Regions from separate parts of the Homo sapiens genome. Here region 1 is linked to region 2. A link is a contact called in ENCODE Hi-C or POLR2A ChIA-PET data. All regions are on one chromosome and are shown on one strand. Each heading gives the region's core, a stretch centred on a gene start or an enhancer-like site at or near the end of the contact. The rest is flanking DNA. Distances are from core to core; before and after follow the strand shown. Region 1 overlaps SFXN5 (sideroflexin 5). Region 2 holds the start of SPR (sepiapterin reductase).

The links. Hi-C counts contacts between places; a loop is a spot of excess contacts on that map. ChIA-PET counts read pairs that join two places held with the same protein, here RNA polymerase II (POLR2A). Pooled maps may share reads with other maps.
Region 1: a loop to region 2 is called in a pooled map of ovary, with 2.3 times the contacts of the local background. The contact joins the enhancer-like site here to the promoter of SPR in region 2. A Hi-C loop is called at or near these places in 4 of 168 maps with a recorded cell type or tissue (Right ventricle myocardium inferior, cardiac septum, mammary epithelial cell and 1 more), 2 of 37 single-sample maps with no recorded cell type and 11 of 50 pooled maps. POLR2A ChIA-PET finds 5 or more read pairs at or near these places in 1 of 52 experiments (BJ).

What each region holds. Positions count from the first base shown.
Region 1 is chr2:72,984,692-72,992,375 of GRCh38, reverse strand. It overlaps SFXN5 (sideroflexin 5), which reads left to right. Exons shown (of 14, transcript NM_144579.3): 10 at 4,028-4,118. Among named protein-coding and RNA genes, the nearest start is that of EMX1, 71 kb to the right of the region's middle. RefSeq lists a silencer at 3,077-3,276. Within about 2 kb of position 2,100, at least 9 of the 41 ENCODE cell types and tissues checked have a DNase peak (open chromatin) inside an H3K27ac peak, as active enhancers do.
Region 2 is chr2:72,885,807-72,893,197 of GRCh38, reverse strand. It overlaps SPR (sepiapterin reductase), which reads right to left and starts at 5,790. Exons shown (of 3, transcript NM_003124.5): 1 at 5,462-5,790; 2 at 4,594-4,884; 3 at 1,040-1,851. The coding sequence starts at 5,765. The coding sequence ends at 1,661. RefSeq lists an enhancer at 517-1,018 and silencers at 4,736-4,910, 5,549-5,938.

The sequences.
Region 1 (7,684 bases), core at 851-3,350, 100 kb before region 2:
CTCCTTGCTGGCCTGTTGTTGGCCCGGAAAGCCCTTGGTACTTAAGGCTACAGCCACCAGCTGTGTAGCTCATGACACTAAAGATTTGGTGTCATGAAGCTCCCACCCCACCCATAGCTCCTGGTGCTGGTCAGCCCTGTTCCCATCTCCGTGGGGACTATCAGGAAGCCGGCCTTCCCTCCTTTTCCCCTGGTCTCCTGTCAGCTGCTCATGGCAAATTCACTGGCCCAGTAGCCAGACCTTGGAGATAGGTGGTCAAGAAGGCCTATTCCCTCCTTCAGGATGTTGCTGATGTCCTGTGGGGCCTGAGCCCTGGTTTTCCAAGAAGCCCTGTCTGCTGGCCATATAAGAAATTCTTGTGCAAAATCCACACCCTGTTTGTTTTCCCCATCTACCAAAATGGAGCTCCTGTTTGGTTAATTTCTATTTTGTGGCTTATTTGGATGCTGTTAAAACAGATCCTGGGGGACCCTCAGCAGTAATTGTTCCACATCTCATTATCTTTCCTGAACCCGATTATTAGCTCTGATTTTTCTGATCGCTAGCTGCTGTTTGTGATGAGCTGTGTGCCATTAATACCAGCTGGTTCCCTTAAACAGGACCCGCCGTGCCAGGGAAAAACGAGCTGGCATTCAGAGCCACCAGCCTCTTGGCTTTTTAATTTTAACGGGCTCTACCAAATGTTCAAGGCCAAAGGGCCCTGAGGAACCAGAACAGACGGGCTCCTAACCCCTGGTCTGCAGCCATCTTGGGTTCCTTCTCAGGCCGTGGCTGTCCTAGGTGCTGGGGCGGTAAGACCTGGGCTGGGGCCTGGGAAGGGGTGAGGGTAAGTGGCCATTTGCCTTTTCCGTGTCCACGCCCTCCCTGCCACTGGGCCCATCACTGGCAAGTGGGCACTGTGACCTCACTGACTCCTCATGAGCTCACAGCTACACACATGCCCAGGTCTCCTCCCTACTTTGCTGGTCCCCAGCCCCTTTCTTGGGCGCAGGCACGTTGGCCATGCTCTCAGAAACATATGTGTGCCGCACTATATGTCACCCCATCCATGCTGGGAGACCCTGGTGACTTTCAGGGAAGGAGAGGCCAGAAGAAACCTGGGACGAGGACACTGTTTTCTCTCTTCGTTCTTCCTCCCTACACTCTGGGCTGTGCCAGGCCTAGCCAGTGGGAAGAATGGCCGACCAGGGAGGGGGAGGCTTTGGAGAGGGGGAGGGAAATGTGATGGTCACCTTTCCTCCTTTCCCTCCCGCTGCTCTCCAGCCCTGCCTACCCCCAAGAGGCTGTCATGGGGAAGGGTCCCAGCCTCTCTGCTCACTTCCGTGAATGGCTCCTGTTCCCCGCCTCTTCCAGCACTTCCTATATCTTCTTAAATTGTCAAGCAGGATTTTGAACCCAGATCTTCTGACTTCTGGCTGCTGGGGGCAGGGATGGTTCAAGGGCCCTATCTTCCCTGCAGGAGCTGCCTTCTGTTTTCCACTCGTTAGGACCCCAGCCCCAAGGTGGCCATTGTCAGGGAGGTGCTTGCTATGCAGATGTGCCGTTCAAACGCCTGGAGATATTAAAGCATCCCTCCCTCAGGTGGAAGACAATGGGAAAGTCATAGCACCCTGGTTAGGAGCAAGGCTTTGGAATTAGCAGGCCCTGCGTTCAAATGCTAGCTTTACTTGCCTCATAATAGATGTCTATCCTTGAGCAAAGTTGTTTAACCTCTCTGGACCTGTCTCTATCTGTGAAAAGGGCCAACATGGTCTATCTAAAAGCCTTGTTGTGGGGATCTCATTAAGATATTTCATGTGAATATGTGCTGAGTGGCCTCACGTAGGAAGTGCTCACTGAGTTCTCCCGAGCCCCCCTCCTCTTCATTGCTACTGCCCGTCTGCGTGTCCTCCAGCTTCCTCCCACACTTTCTCTCAATGCACTTTTTTGGGGGTGAGGGAGGCCATTTCTGAGTCACTCGCTCCTGGACTTGATGAATTCTATTCATGTGGCGGGGGCAGCAGGGCCCAGTATGAGCCGGCAGCTCCCCAGCCCTGCCCACTGTACCACTGAAGTGTGTCCACGCCGTGATGCCCCTGGCTGCCTCCCAGCCTTCCCTCGAGCGAGCTGGGAGGACAAGGATTGGACTCTGAGGATCAGCCTGAGACTTAAGATGGAGGCTGTGTTCCCGAGAGCCCAGGGTGGGCATGCCAGGAAGTACTCTGGCTCCACGGAATGCTGCGCTGCCCCGGGGCTGGCGGACCAGCACTTCCTTGTCTTCCTGGGTCTCACAGTCGCAGCCTGGGCTGGGCTGTTTCTGCCTTGCTGCACCCTGCCCCAACAGCGGCAGGCGCCTGGCAGCCCTGGAGGCCTTCCCAAGGCTCTGCGTCCTCCCCAACCACCCACAACATTAAGGCCAGAGCCAGGCCTGAGGGCACAGGGTGGGCTGCTGAGCCGCCAGGCGTGCCAGACCTCAGAGCAGGCTGCCCCGGCCCGTCAGGCCAGGAGTCCTGCCACGGCTCCTCCCACGCTTCCCAGAAAAGACAGCACAGGGGCTGGCTTTGGCCTCTGTCTGGGGAAGCAGAGGCCTCTGCAACCCAACTCCTTTTCTGGTTTCATGCATCTTGTCTTTTCTCTCTCCAGGCCTGCACTTGTATGCATTTCTCCACCAGAAAGTCCTTTTCCTCTGCCTAGCCCAACCCCATCTTTCTCTCCTCCGCAAAGCCCCACTCCCAGCCTTTGCCTTTTCCATGCCGTCGTATGTTTGTTGGTTCCTGCATTTATTCCTCAGTCACCAGTTTATTGAGCGTGTACTATGTGCCAGTGAGTGTAGCCCTAAGTGGTGGACATACAAAGATGAAAAAGGTGCAGTCACCCCATCCGGTCCCGTGACATCATGATTATATAGCTTCATTTATTGAGGTCTCTTATATGCCAAGCTCACACCCACCACTTACATACATTCTTATACCAGCCCTGGGGTGTTGTAGGTATTACTATCCCTTTTTACAGATAGGTAAACTGAGACAGAGAAAGATGAAATGACTTACCTGCCTCAGGTCCCACTGCTAGTAAGTGACACTGGAGGTGGAACTCATGGGTGGGCCTGAAAGAACAGGTGTGAACTGAGCGGAGGAGGGAGGCATCCCAGGCACAGGGACCAGCACTGCAAAGGCCCCATGGCTGGAAGGCTCACGGAGGATCTGATGGGCAGCAAACTGGACTCTCGGGGTTGAACTTGGGTTTTTGGGGGAGAGGGGAAGTGAGGTTATGGAGGCCAAGGCTGCTGTGGGAAGGAGATGACACTTTCTCAGACACGTTGGTCATAGAGAGGAGCTGGTGTGGCACACATGAGAAAGCCTGTGCTCTCGAAAGATGAAAGAGCCTAGGAGATGGACTGGAGTGACGAAGACCCCAGGCAGGGGCTGGGGTGGGGTGTCTGGCATCCTGGGCCAGGTGACAGGTATGAAGGCGATGACAGTGAGTCCAGGACATCCGCCTCACCCTCCATCCTGCCCTGAGCTATGCTGCTTAGTCCTGCAGCCTGTGGGCAGGTGTCGGGGTCTCCCTGTCCTGAGCCCTTATGGTCTGGCTGGGCCCACACCTGCATGTACCATGGGGTTTCAGAAAGATGGTGCTTAGGGCTGGGGTGGGAATGAGGCCTTCCTACACTTCATTTATTCATGGAGTATGTATTCTTCTACGAGCAACTGCCACAGCATCCTATCCCTTTTCTCCTCTGCAGTGTGTGTGTATGAGTGTGTAAATGTGTGTGTATGTGTGTGTGTGTGTGTATGTCTCTGATGCTTTACCTCTCTCCCTCTTTCTCATGGGCCAGTTACCTGGGATGACTGGGCAGTGGTACTTTAAGCAGCGACGCTGGAGCTCTGCAACCTCAGGTGACGCTGAGGATTAGGGGTGTGAGGTGCAGTTGTGGGGAAAGATGACATCCCTCACTCTCTGATGTTCCTCCAGTTCTGCCCCCTCCTCCCACAAGCCACTGCAGCATCATGTACTTTTTCTGTGTTTTTATTTTTTTCTTTCAAAGGTGGGCCTTAATGTCCTGGTTCAGAAAGCCAACAAGTTCACCCCAGCCACCCGCCTTCTCATCCAGAGGTTTGTGCCGTTCCCTGCTGTAGGTAAGACCTGCACACCACATAGATGTGTGCTGTGGGTGGGTGTGGGGGACCGCTGGGCTCCCAGGGAGACAGATGACCCTTCCACACCTCTCCTGATGCCCAGGGGGCACCCAGCTGGGAGAATTGGTGTAATATGTTTAGCTAAAAGACAAGACCATGGGGTCCCACTGACCAGCTCTGTGCTGAGATTCTGCTTTCAGCATAGGGGTTCTTAGGCTGCAGTCCCAGACCCCCAAGGGGTCAGTAGACAGAATGCAGCGGATCCTGTGAGCTTGGTCAGGGAAAAGATTTACATTAACCTCTAACTGCATTTTAACATTTCCTTCCGTTACGAATGCAGGCAGCAAACCACAGTCAGAAGCAGGACCTGTGACTTTGTCACCAGTAGAAATCACAGATGTTTTCATGGCACATTACAGTTGTTACAGAGGTCTTAAAATATTATTTATGCTCAACACTAATTCATATTTTCTTTCTTTTTTCTTTTTCTTTGTTTTTCTTTGAGTCAGAGTTTCACTCTTGTCACTCAGGCTGGAGTATGGTGGTGCAATCTCGGCTCACTGCAACCTCCACCTCCCAGCTTCAAGCAATTCTCCTGCCTCAGGCTCCCAAGTAGCTGGGATTACAGGCATGCGCCACCATGCCCATCTAATTTTGCATTTTTAGTAGAGATGGGGTTTCACCATGTTGGCCAGGCTGGTCTCGAACTCCTAACCTCATGATCCACCTGCCTCACCCTCCCAAAGTGCTGGGATTACAGACGTGAGCCACCATGCCCGGTCACTAATTCATATTTAATACATCAACTGATAGATCTTGTTTTTAATTCATTAGTTAAAAAGCACATCTAGGCTGGGTGTGGTAGCTCATGCCTGTAATCCCAGCACTTTGGGAGGCCGAGGTAGGCGGATCATGAGGTCAGGAGATCAAGACCATCCTTGCCAACATGGTGAAACCCCATCTCTACTAAACATAGAAAAATTAGCTGGGTGTGGTGGTGCATGCCTGTAATCCCAGCTACTCAGGCCGAGGCAGGAGAATGGCTTGAACCAGGGAGTTGGAGGTTGCAGTGAGCCAAGATCACGCACTCCAGCCTGGTGACAGAGTGAGACTCCGTCTCAAAAACAAAACAAAACAAAAAAAACCCCAAAAAACATCTATTACTATATCACAATATTTTGGTAATTTCAGGATGATCCCTTTGTGATCCTATGTGTTTTGTTTTATGCATTTAGAAACATTATTCTGAGAGGGGTCCATAGGCCTCACTAGACTACCAGAGTGGTTCGTGGTACAAAAGAAGCCTGCAAGCTTCTGCTAGTCTAGGTTTCAAGCCTTTGGGTATTGTGAGCCTCTAGGTTTCAGAGGCCTTGGCTCTACGCAGGTGATTGTGGGCGCACAGGTATATGTGGAGGGGATTTCAGCTGCGTCTTTGCTGAACTTGGAGTCTATGAGCTCACCATAGATGCCCCAGGCTGGGGCCCTGGAGATGCCACAAAACTCTGCTTGGCCCTTAAGAAGCCTACACCTTGTTTGGGGAGAAGGGCAAAATAGTGGAAGGAGTTTTTAAAACTAAAAAGAAATAAACAGTATTGAGAGCAGTGTAAGGCAGTGCATAGCTGTCAAAAGAGAAGGATAAACCAGTCCTTGAACCATAACAGCAGAGCTCCCCATCTGTGCCAAAGGACAACGATGGGGACAGGCCAGCACAGGGCATGAGGACTCGTGACCTCTGTGGTACCAAGGCACCATCTGAAGAGCTGGAGTCAGACCCAGGCTCATGGTCCTGACCCTGATCGTCATCTACAGGGCCCTGCTTCTCCATCTGTAAAAGGCGGGTACCAGTACCCACCTTCCTACAGCCCAGAGCTCTGGGAGGAGCAAGTGAGGCCACAAACCAGTTTCCACTGAGAGGAGGGTGCTTTGAAGCACCTGCAAAGCCCTGTGAGAGGGTGAGAGGTCATTGCTGGGCAGCCCCACCTCTGGATGACCCAGAGACTAATGAATTCCGAGAACCAGCCACCTGGCTCAGCCTCAGCCAGCCCAGATAATTGCTATAGCAACTCCACACTTTTAATGAACTTTCAGCTATTTCTGTCGTGGGCCATTAATGGAATAACCCTTTAGATCTGACTTCGTTAAGGGGCCTAATAAAGCAAACACGGCTGCCCAACTGGTGTTCCCGGCCATTCAGCTGCAGGGTCAGATGCAGCCTGAGAAGGGGCAGCGCTCTGCTGCACTGGGCTGGATCTGGGATTCGGCCAAGATGTAATCTGTCCCTAGCCAAGCTTTAGATAAGAACTTTGCCGGGGGCCCATTCCAGCCCTACTGGCCATCTTGCTGTGTCACCTTGAGGTGGTCTTAACCTCTCTGGGACTCTTTCAGGAGGAGAGTCCCTGCTTTGGGTCTGAGACTTTCTGACCTGCCCCTCTTCAGACTCCAGTGTAATTCCCCTCCCCTCTTCTTTTTGGGAATGAGGCTTCAGCCGCTCACACAGGTGCAGCCACTGTTGTCTTGAGATCCTGAACATCCCTCACGGGTTGCATAATGTGGTTTAAGCCCTGACAGTCCTTGCTTGCGGGATCCAGGGAGAGGCAGGCCCTTTGTGGCTTCTTCCTCTGGCCTGGCTGCTGAGTCCTGGCTGGGTACCTGCCTGCCTTCTGCCCCAGCCCCAGTCTCCCCTCCCACCCCCCCACAGGCTTCCATCTCTCTAGTCCCTATGTCCATCGCTCTCATCTGCAAGTGGACACTTGCGGACTGCCCTAGTCCATGCTGACACAGTTTTGAGATGATTAGGTGTGGCCCTTTCCCACCAGGGACTCAAAAGCCCCCTGGTCCTCTCAGGCCACCGTCCAGTCCCTGTACTTGGCCTCTCTTCACCTTATCCCCAGGTACCCCTGGCCAGAGTATCCCTAAGCTGCACCAGGTGCTGGCAGGGCCTAGGTCCTGCCCGGGGTTCACTGCAGGTCTCCGAGGTAGGCTAGGCCAGACCTGGCTGGGCCACTGTTAAAGGTGACCAAGAAGCTGGCTCAGGCTGTGCTTGACCTTGTGGAGGGTCCCCTGTCCCTTTAGGCTGCTTGCAGAGACAGGACTCACTGAGCAGTGACTGCACATGGGAAGGAGGTTGGGGAAAGTGGCAGTGATCATATTTAAGCTCTGTTGTTGGGATGTGAGTGGAGTGGAAGGGGGTCTTCAGGGTGATGGGGGTCCTGAAGAGGCTTGTGCCCTGTGGTCAGAGGCCGCATCCAGGCTCTCACACTTCTGAGCAGGTTGGGAACTCAAGCTCTGGGGAACAAGGAATCCCCAAGAGTCAGTTTCTTCTTCCCAAGGCTCTGCCAGCTCCTCTGCAGGCCCCAGCCTGAAGCCTGGGAGGTGGGCTACACACTGCCTAAGAGTGGCCTGAGACACACGCACCTGGACCCCACACCAAACTCCACCATTCCCACCCCATTCTACCCGCTGTCTCCTCATCTGGAAACGAGGCCTCTGACGAGACCCTCCTTCAGCCCCTTCCCACCAGGACCTCTGTGACTGCAGGCCTCCTTGAGGTTTGCAGAGCTCCTGGG
Region 2 (7,391 bases), core at 4,541-7,040:
ACTGTGCTGAACATTTACAAACATTAGGTCACTTAATGTTCAAAATAACCCTTCAGGGTAGGTGCCATTATAATCCACATTTTTCAGATAAGGAAACTGAGGCACAGAGAAGAAACTTGCCCTGGGTTACCAGCTGTGGCAGAGCAGGAACCTGAGCCCAGTGATTTCTACTTCGATGGGGGCATGAGGGCAAGGCATCTGCTGGACCAGGTAAAAGTTCGCCCATTCCCTCCTAGGGGAGCAGGCAGGGCACTGCCAGCTTCAGCCTAGGGCCTGCCCTTCAGCAAAAGGCGCGGCCTCCATGCGCCCTCTGCTGAGCACAAGGAGGAGTTCCCTTCTGCACACTCAGAGGCAGGCTGAGTCCTGGAGTCAGCGGGCAGGGGACCACGCTTCCTTCTCCCAAATATGGCCAGGGGCCAGGGTGCTGGCTGCAGACCACCACTGCCGTGGAGCTCGCAGCCCAGCCTATGTCTACCAACCTGCACAAGGATTGGCTTGGTTGCAGCCCTGATTTCTCAGAGCTTCCCTTTCTTGGAATCTTGCCCATCTCCCCCAAAGGCATGCTGGTCCTAAGCCCACCCCACTGACGACCTGGACCATGGGCCAGATGGACAATGCCAAAAGGGCCAATAGCAGCTGGCATCCATTCACAGCATTGCCACGTGGACAGGGGGTGGAATTGGCAATCCACAGAGTTGGGGAAAGGACCCAGGCTTTAGGGCCATGTGGAGGGCAGGCTGTAAGCTGGGCCCTAAAAGATGGGTATTCTGAATAGCCCAGGGTGAGAAAAGGGCTATCAAGGCTGGGGTCAGCGTGGGCAACAGCACAAAAAAGCAGGCATGCCGATTGTGGGCAACTTTGCACCTGGGCTTGCCACTGAGTGGGGCCTGATGACTGGAGGCAGATGGCCCCCGGAAAGCTCCCTAGGAAATAAGGACAACACCTCACTTTTGGGTTAACTGCCTTGGGAATGGCCTTGGGCCCAGTGAACCAGGCAGTCAGTCATAGGCCCTGTATCAGAGGAGAAAGCAAGCATGAAGAAAGGACAATCTGTATTTTATTTGTATCTGCCTTTGGCGTGTATACAGACACCCAGGAGCCCCTTCTCCCAGCCTGGGGGAGGGGTGGTAGATTCTGAAGGAAGGAGACATCAGAGTGAGGACACAAAGTTCAACAGAAGGTCCTGCTACCCTCAGCAAGGGGCATCTATGTGGGCTGGGACATGTACCGTCTGCCCTTCCTCCCATCCAGGCCATCTGCGAATCTACATGGGTCCTCCTATTCGACACCAGATCACTCTTTCCTCTACCCACAGGCTTGCTATGAGCAAGAGACACAACCTCCTCTCTTCTGTGTTCCAGCTTCTTTTCCTGTTCTTCCCACCCCTTAAGTTCTATTCCTGGGGATAGAGACACCAATACCCATAACCTCTCTCCTAAGCCTCCTTATAACCCAGGGTGCACAGCACAGACTCCTGACAACTGGTAAGGCCAATGACCTGGGAGCTCACAGCTGGCTGTGCCTGAGGGCAGGGCAGCAGGCATGAATGCTTCTATGTGTAAGGCAGGACTGCCCCTATGGCAGGGTGTGGGGAGCCACAGGGCTCTGGGGTATGTCTAAAAGTGGGGGCAAAAAGGTTCAGGAAGCCAAAAACATGGGCTTATTTGTCATAGAAGTCCACGTGGGCTCCAGACTTGAACTCGTCCTTTTCCAGTAAGCTCAGCAGTTTCTGGGCTGACACCTTGCAATCCACCAGCTTCCCCTTTGCCTTCAGCTCCTGCAGCCCTTTTCGCATGTCTGGGTCCACGGAGGTCTCCCGGGCCAACTGCTGCATGTCTGTGTCCAGAGGACCTAGAGGATGAAAAGGAGACGATGAGGGAACATGGCCAAGGCAGGGACAGAAGGTTTCAGGTCCCTGTTTTATGTCGGGGGTGGGGCTGAGTCAGGTCTGGCCAGAGGAAACACGTCATCTTGGCTGAAATGTGTGGTCAGGGTTGCCAAAGGCTCCAATTTGTCACCATCAAGTTCTGGACTGAAATTCAAAAGCCCACTGAACATGGACCCTCTAGACTACCATGTCTAAAACCAAGATTCTCATCTCCTGTCCAACCAGCACCACCTCCTGACATTCCCATTTCTATTAATGAAGTATTCTTTTCCCAGACTCAAAACGTCCATCACTTCCTCCTTCCCTCCCCCATCGTCCCCAGAGCCAACCAGGCACCAGGTAGGACCCTTCAGCATCTACACATCCCGACAATCAGGCCCTTTTTACAACCTTGCTTCTCTCCCTGCCTCAGCTCCTTCTGTAGCCCTCTACTAAACTCATTCTACTAAAACATCACTGGGGCCCAGCTGCAGTGGCTCACACCTGCAACCCCAGCACTTTGGGAAGCTGAGGCAGGAGGATCACTTGAGGTCAGGAGTTTGAGACCAGCCTGGCCAACATGGTGAAACCCTGTCTCTACTAAAAATACAAAAATTAGCCAGGTGTGGTGGCACATGCCTGTAGTCCCAGCTACTGTGGAGGCTGAGGCACTAGAATTGCCTGAGCCTAGGCCAAGTGCAGTGGCTCACGCCTGTAATCCCAGCACTTTGGGAGGCCGAGGCGGGCAGATCATGAGGTCAGGAGATTGAGACCATCCTGGCTAACATGGTGAAATCCCATCTCTTCTAAAAATACAAAAAATTAGCCGGGTGTGGTGGCGGGCGCTTGTAGTCCCAGCTACTCGGGAGGCTGAGGCAGGAGAATGGCGTGAACCTGGGAGGTGGAGCTTGCAGTGGCCGAGATCGTGCCACTGCACTCCAGCCTAGGCAACAGAGTGAGACTCCATCTCAACAAACAAACAAATAAACAAACAAAAACATCACTGGGATCACAACATTCCTCCGCTCAAAACCCCTCAACAGCTTCCCAGTAGCCTGGCCTAATACTCAAGGCATCCTAGTCTGCCCTCCTCTGGGCACACCTACTCTACAGGCAAACTGAAGACCTGCCACGCCCACAGTGAGCCTTCGCACCTTTATTTCCTTTCATCAGGAATGCCTTCCATCTGCCAACAACCAAGGTCAATGTCCAGTTCAGCTACCTCCAATAAAGCCATCTCTAGTCTCCCCACCTAAAGGAATTGTTCCCTTCTTGAACTGTTGCAAGCACGTTCTATTCTTCACATAGGAATCACTCATGCACCCCAATATTTGCAGTTAATGGTCCTCGAGGGCAGAACATCAGAGAATTCCAGGGTTGGAGGGAGAATTTATCTCCTGGTCCTTGACTATTTTCCAATGACCTGTGCATCCCTGCTGAGAGAGGACTTGCTGCCTTTCCAAACAGCCCATTCCATCTCTGAGCACCTGTTAGAACATTCTTCCTGAGACCGAAATGAAAACCAGACTGGCCTCTGCCTTGGTTCAGGCCCTGGGGACCTCCTGAAAATCTCAGCTCCCTCATAATGCCCAGGGCAGCCTCCTGAGACCAAACGCAGCCATGTGGACTTCTGGAGTCTGCTCTGCTCCTGGTTGTAGCTTACATTTGGTCACTGTTGTTTGTGCGAATCCTTGGGCTGAATTCAGAGTGGATGATGAGTTGAATGTTGGTTGTGAGAATAATTGTGCATGTGTGTTGGGGGGCAGGGGTGGTAGGGGCTGGGGTACTGGAGAACATGAGGAAGAACTTGAAAGCAAGGTGGGATCCAGCCCTGCCACATCTGTGCTTTGTGCAGGCCATTCTACCTGTCTGCCCTGGGAGCCTGACCCTATTCCCCAGGGACACAGGCTACTGGATTTCTGCCCAAGTTGCTCAGGCTTTCCATGGCTGCTCTGTCACCACCTTCTGATTGCAGCAACCTCAAGCCTAAAAGAGACTCCTCACTATTAAGACAGGGGCGCTGTGGCATCAGAAACTAGACCCAGTATCACAAGACTCCCTGTCCTTTGGCGTTCATGAGAGCAAGGGATCTATTCTATTTATCCCAGAATCCTCAATAGTGTTCCAGCACAGTTCAGCCAGGGATGGTCAGCACTCAACAAAGTCTGTCTGCTCTCCATACAGCTAGCATGTCCTGCAGCTTGCCTTAGTGTAGTGCTTTGCTAGGTGTTAGGAACACACATCTGCATAGTGCAAAGGCTTTCCTGTCAAGGGAGGGAAGGAGGCAAGCAAACATATGCAGACAATACAGTGTGGTCAGTCCTATTTAACAATGAGGCAACACTTCACAGGTCAGGGTCATTTTCACATACAGTATCTCATTCAGTCTTCCCAAGTGCCCTGTGAGGCAGGGAGCGTCTTCCCCATTTCACATGAGGAAGGCCTGGAACTCAAACCCCAGTCTTCTCCCAAACTCCATCTAATACCTCAGACCTTCCTGCCCCACCCTCCAGTCCAGGAAACTCCTCACTCTCTACCAGTATCCCCGGCCCCTGCCACCTCTATTTCCCCTGGGTCTGTATTTCCCCTAAGGGGTGATGGGTCAAGATTCAAGGACAAAATCCTGTGGGTTGTTTCCTGGAGGGGGCGGACTAGGCCGCTTGCCCAGCCCCCAGAGGCGCACCAGTGGGTTCTGGAGGACAGGGACGGCAGGACTTCCCACCTACCTGGGGCATAGTTCAGCACCCTCACATTAGGTTCCTCCAGCGCCAGGACCTGGAACAGCATATCACGAGCAGCCTTTCCTGCACAGTACAGCGCCCAGCCTTTGAAAGGTTGCAGGGCACAGAGGGACGAGATGTTAACCACGGTTCTGTTGAGGCCAGGACTGTCCGGGAAGGCCTTCAGGACGCTGGAAGTCAGGCAGAGCATGGAGGTCAAGTTCAGTGCCCAGTAGTTGTTCACTTGAGTGGAGTCACTCAGGTCCACGAAGCCTTTGGACACATCCCCAAGAGAGCCTGAAAAACCAACCCTTAGGAGTAACTCAGTGCAGGCGGGGCTTTCTTCTTCCCCAGCCCTCCCAAGTTCCTCCAGATATCCTCTTCCCATGCAGACCTAGAGGAGGAAGCTGCCTAGCGCTTCTGAAGAGGCTTCTCTCTTCCCCAGCTCTGCGGAAAGACACAGCTGGGGAACCTAGCCATCCCAAGCTGCAGAATGAGAAGGCACCTGCCTTGCCGTGGGGCTGAAGGAAAGCTCTAGCGGTCCTTTGGAGAAGCAGAGAGTTTACTTGTTTGGAGACTCCAAGCCCTGACTCAGGCCTCCGCCAGAGGGCGCAGAGCAAGGGGCTCGGGAAAGTTCTACAGGCGCTTTGGAAAACCCGGCTGGCCAATTTTCCAGGAAGTGGGGGCAGACTGTTGTCCCGACGGCACCGAGTCTTCCTGTACACCTCGCCTCCACTTGCTACTCAAGCTGGAACAACTAGGGCTTTAGATTTCTAGGCGTCCTATCTGACCCCTAGGAGTAGCCCTTAAATTCCCCAGCGGTGGAGGAAGTGGGCGCTCACATGGGGAGTCCGCTCCAGCCCCGGGGTCTTACCCGCGTTGTTGATAAGCAGCAGTCGCTGCAGCCCCTTGGGCCGGGGGAGCTCGCGCAGGGCGCCGAGCAGCTGCTGCAAGCCGGCCTCGGCGCCCAGGTCGGCGGGCACCCGCACCACGCGCAGGCCAGACCGCTCGGCGCCCAGCTCGGCCTCCAGCTGGCGCAGTGCCTCGTCGTTGCGGGCGCTAAGGACAAGCACGGAGCCGGGCGACAGCAGCGAGGCCAGGAGCGGGGCCAGCGTCCGGCCGAAGCCGCGGGAGGCCCCGGTCAGCAAGCACACAGCACGCCCCAGCCCGCCCTCCATGCTCCTGTTCTCCGCCGGCGGCGCTGGCACCCGAGACCAGGCAGGAGGCGGTGCGGCCGCGGGGGGCGGGACCGCTACGGGTGTCGGCGGGGCCGCCCTGCCGGGGCGGGGCGGGAACCTCAGGCTTCGGGCCGCGAGCGCCCAGGGGTGCTGGTTCCCTTGGGATCTGGTTCCCTTGGTTGCTGGTGGCGGAAGTCAAACCGTGGCGGTAGCCCAGTCCGTGCCAAGTGGGACAACAGAGAGGGCCGGCAGGCGCGGCCCACACGGAAAGCCCTAGCCCGGTTCCCAGCGCTGCCGTGTTCTTCGCCCGCAAGCTCAGCCTCCGGCTGGGACGCATGCTCGAATTTCCTCCCAGTTCCAGCCCTAACTTTGCACTACTGACCTCTTCCAGGGCAGGCCCTGCACTGGGTGCTGGGCGTCCCTGGTCGTGGCCAGTGAACACCCTGAATGAAGCTTATGCCTGTTTAGGAATTGAAGTCTCTGCTTGTTTGGGAGCTCACCGCTCTCTGGATGACAGGAGCTTCCTCTGGGAGAACCACAGTGGCTCCAAATGATATTAAAACCTTTCCCTTTTACTAGGCCCTGAGCAGCTCCGTGATCCCACCAGTAACCCCTGCTTCTCTGAGATTTCTGACTCCTGTCCCTAAAAGTGTGTTCCCCAGGATTCTGCTCCTGCTCATGCTACAGTCTCCCTGGCAGCAATTCCATCCACTTTCAGCTTCAAGTTTGCGCAATCATCTGTCTGTACCTCCAGGCAGGTGCTTCAGAAAAATCCACATTTTTTTTTTTCTAGGAGAGGAGGAACGTGAGACAAGTTGGCATGCAGCTACATATATTAAAAAGGAATCTCTTCATGGTTTCCTTCTTAGTGGCCGAGTGGTATTCCATTGTGTATATACATATGTCCAAATATTGTGTGTCAGTTTTTAAAAAACGAATCTCTTTAGAGTTTAGCAAGGGCAGTAAGTAACCTCTGATAACTTAGCCCAATTCCCCACAGGGCTGATCCCTCCCCTGGGGCTAAACAGCAAAGTTACCGCCTTTCCACTATTATTGCCAACTCTAAGGAAGAAACAACTTGGAGGAAGGCTTTTTTCTTTTCTTTTTTCTTTTTTTTGACAGAGTCTCGCTCTGTGGCCCAAACTGAAGTGCAGAGGTGTGATCACAGTTTACTGCAGCCTTGAATTCTTGGGCTCAAGCAATCCTTCCACCTCAGGCTCCTGAGTAGCTAGGATTACAGGTGCGCACCACCACGCCTGGCTAATTGTTTTTTAAGCTTTTGGTATTTTAACGCTGATAAGACTCTGTATATGTGTATACCATTTGAAGTTGCCCTGCTTTTCACTTACCTATTCACACTGAAGATAAAGATCTCATTGGCCCAACAGCTTACTATTTAAAGAATTTTAATAGCTTCTCCCTGCTCTCCAGGCCTTAGAAGACAGGTTGATGAAAGCACGATCCCATCCATCCATTCATTTGACATTTGTTAAATTTCTACCATTTGCCAGATTTTTGAAGAAAAGGAGGGAACAATGAAGGGATGGCAAAAAATCAGACCTAGACTCTTCTGAACCTAGCTGCTTCTAGGAGGAACCACTTGGGAACAGCCCCTAAGGAGAACGT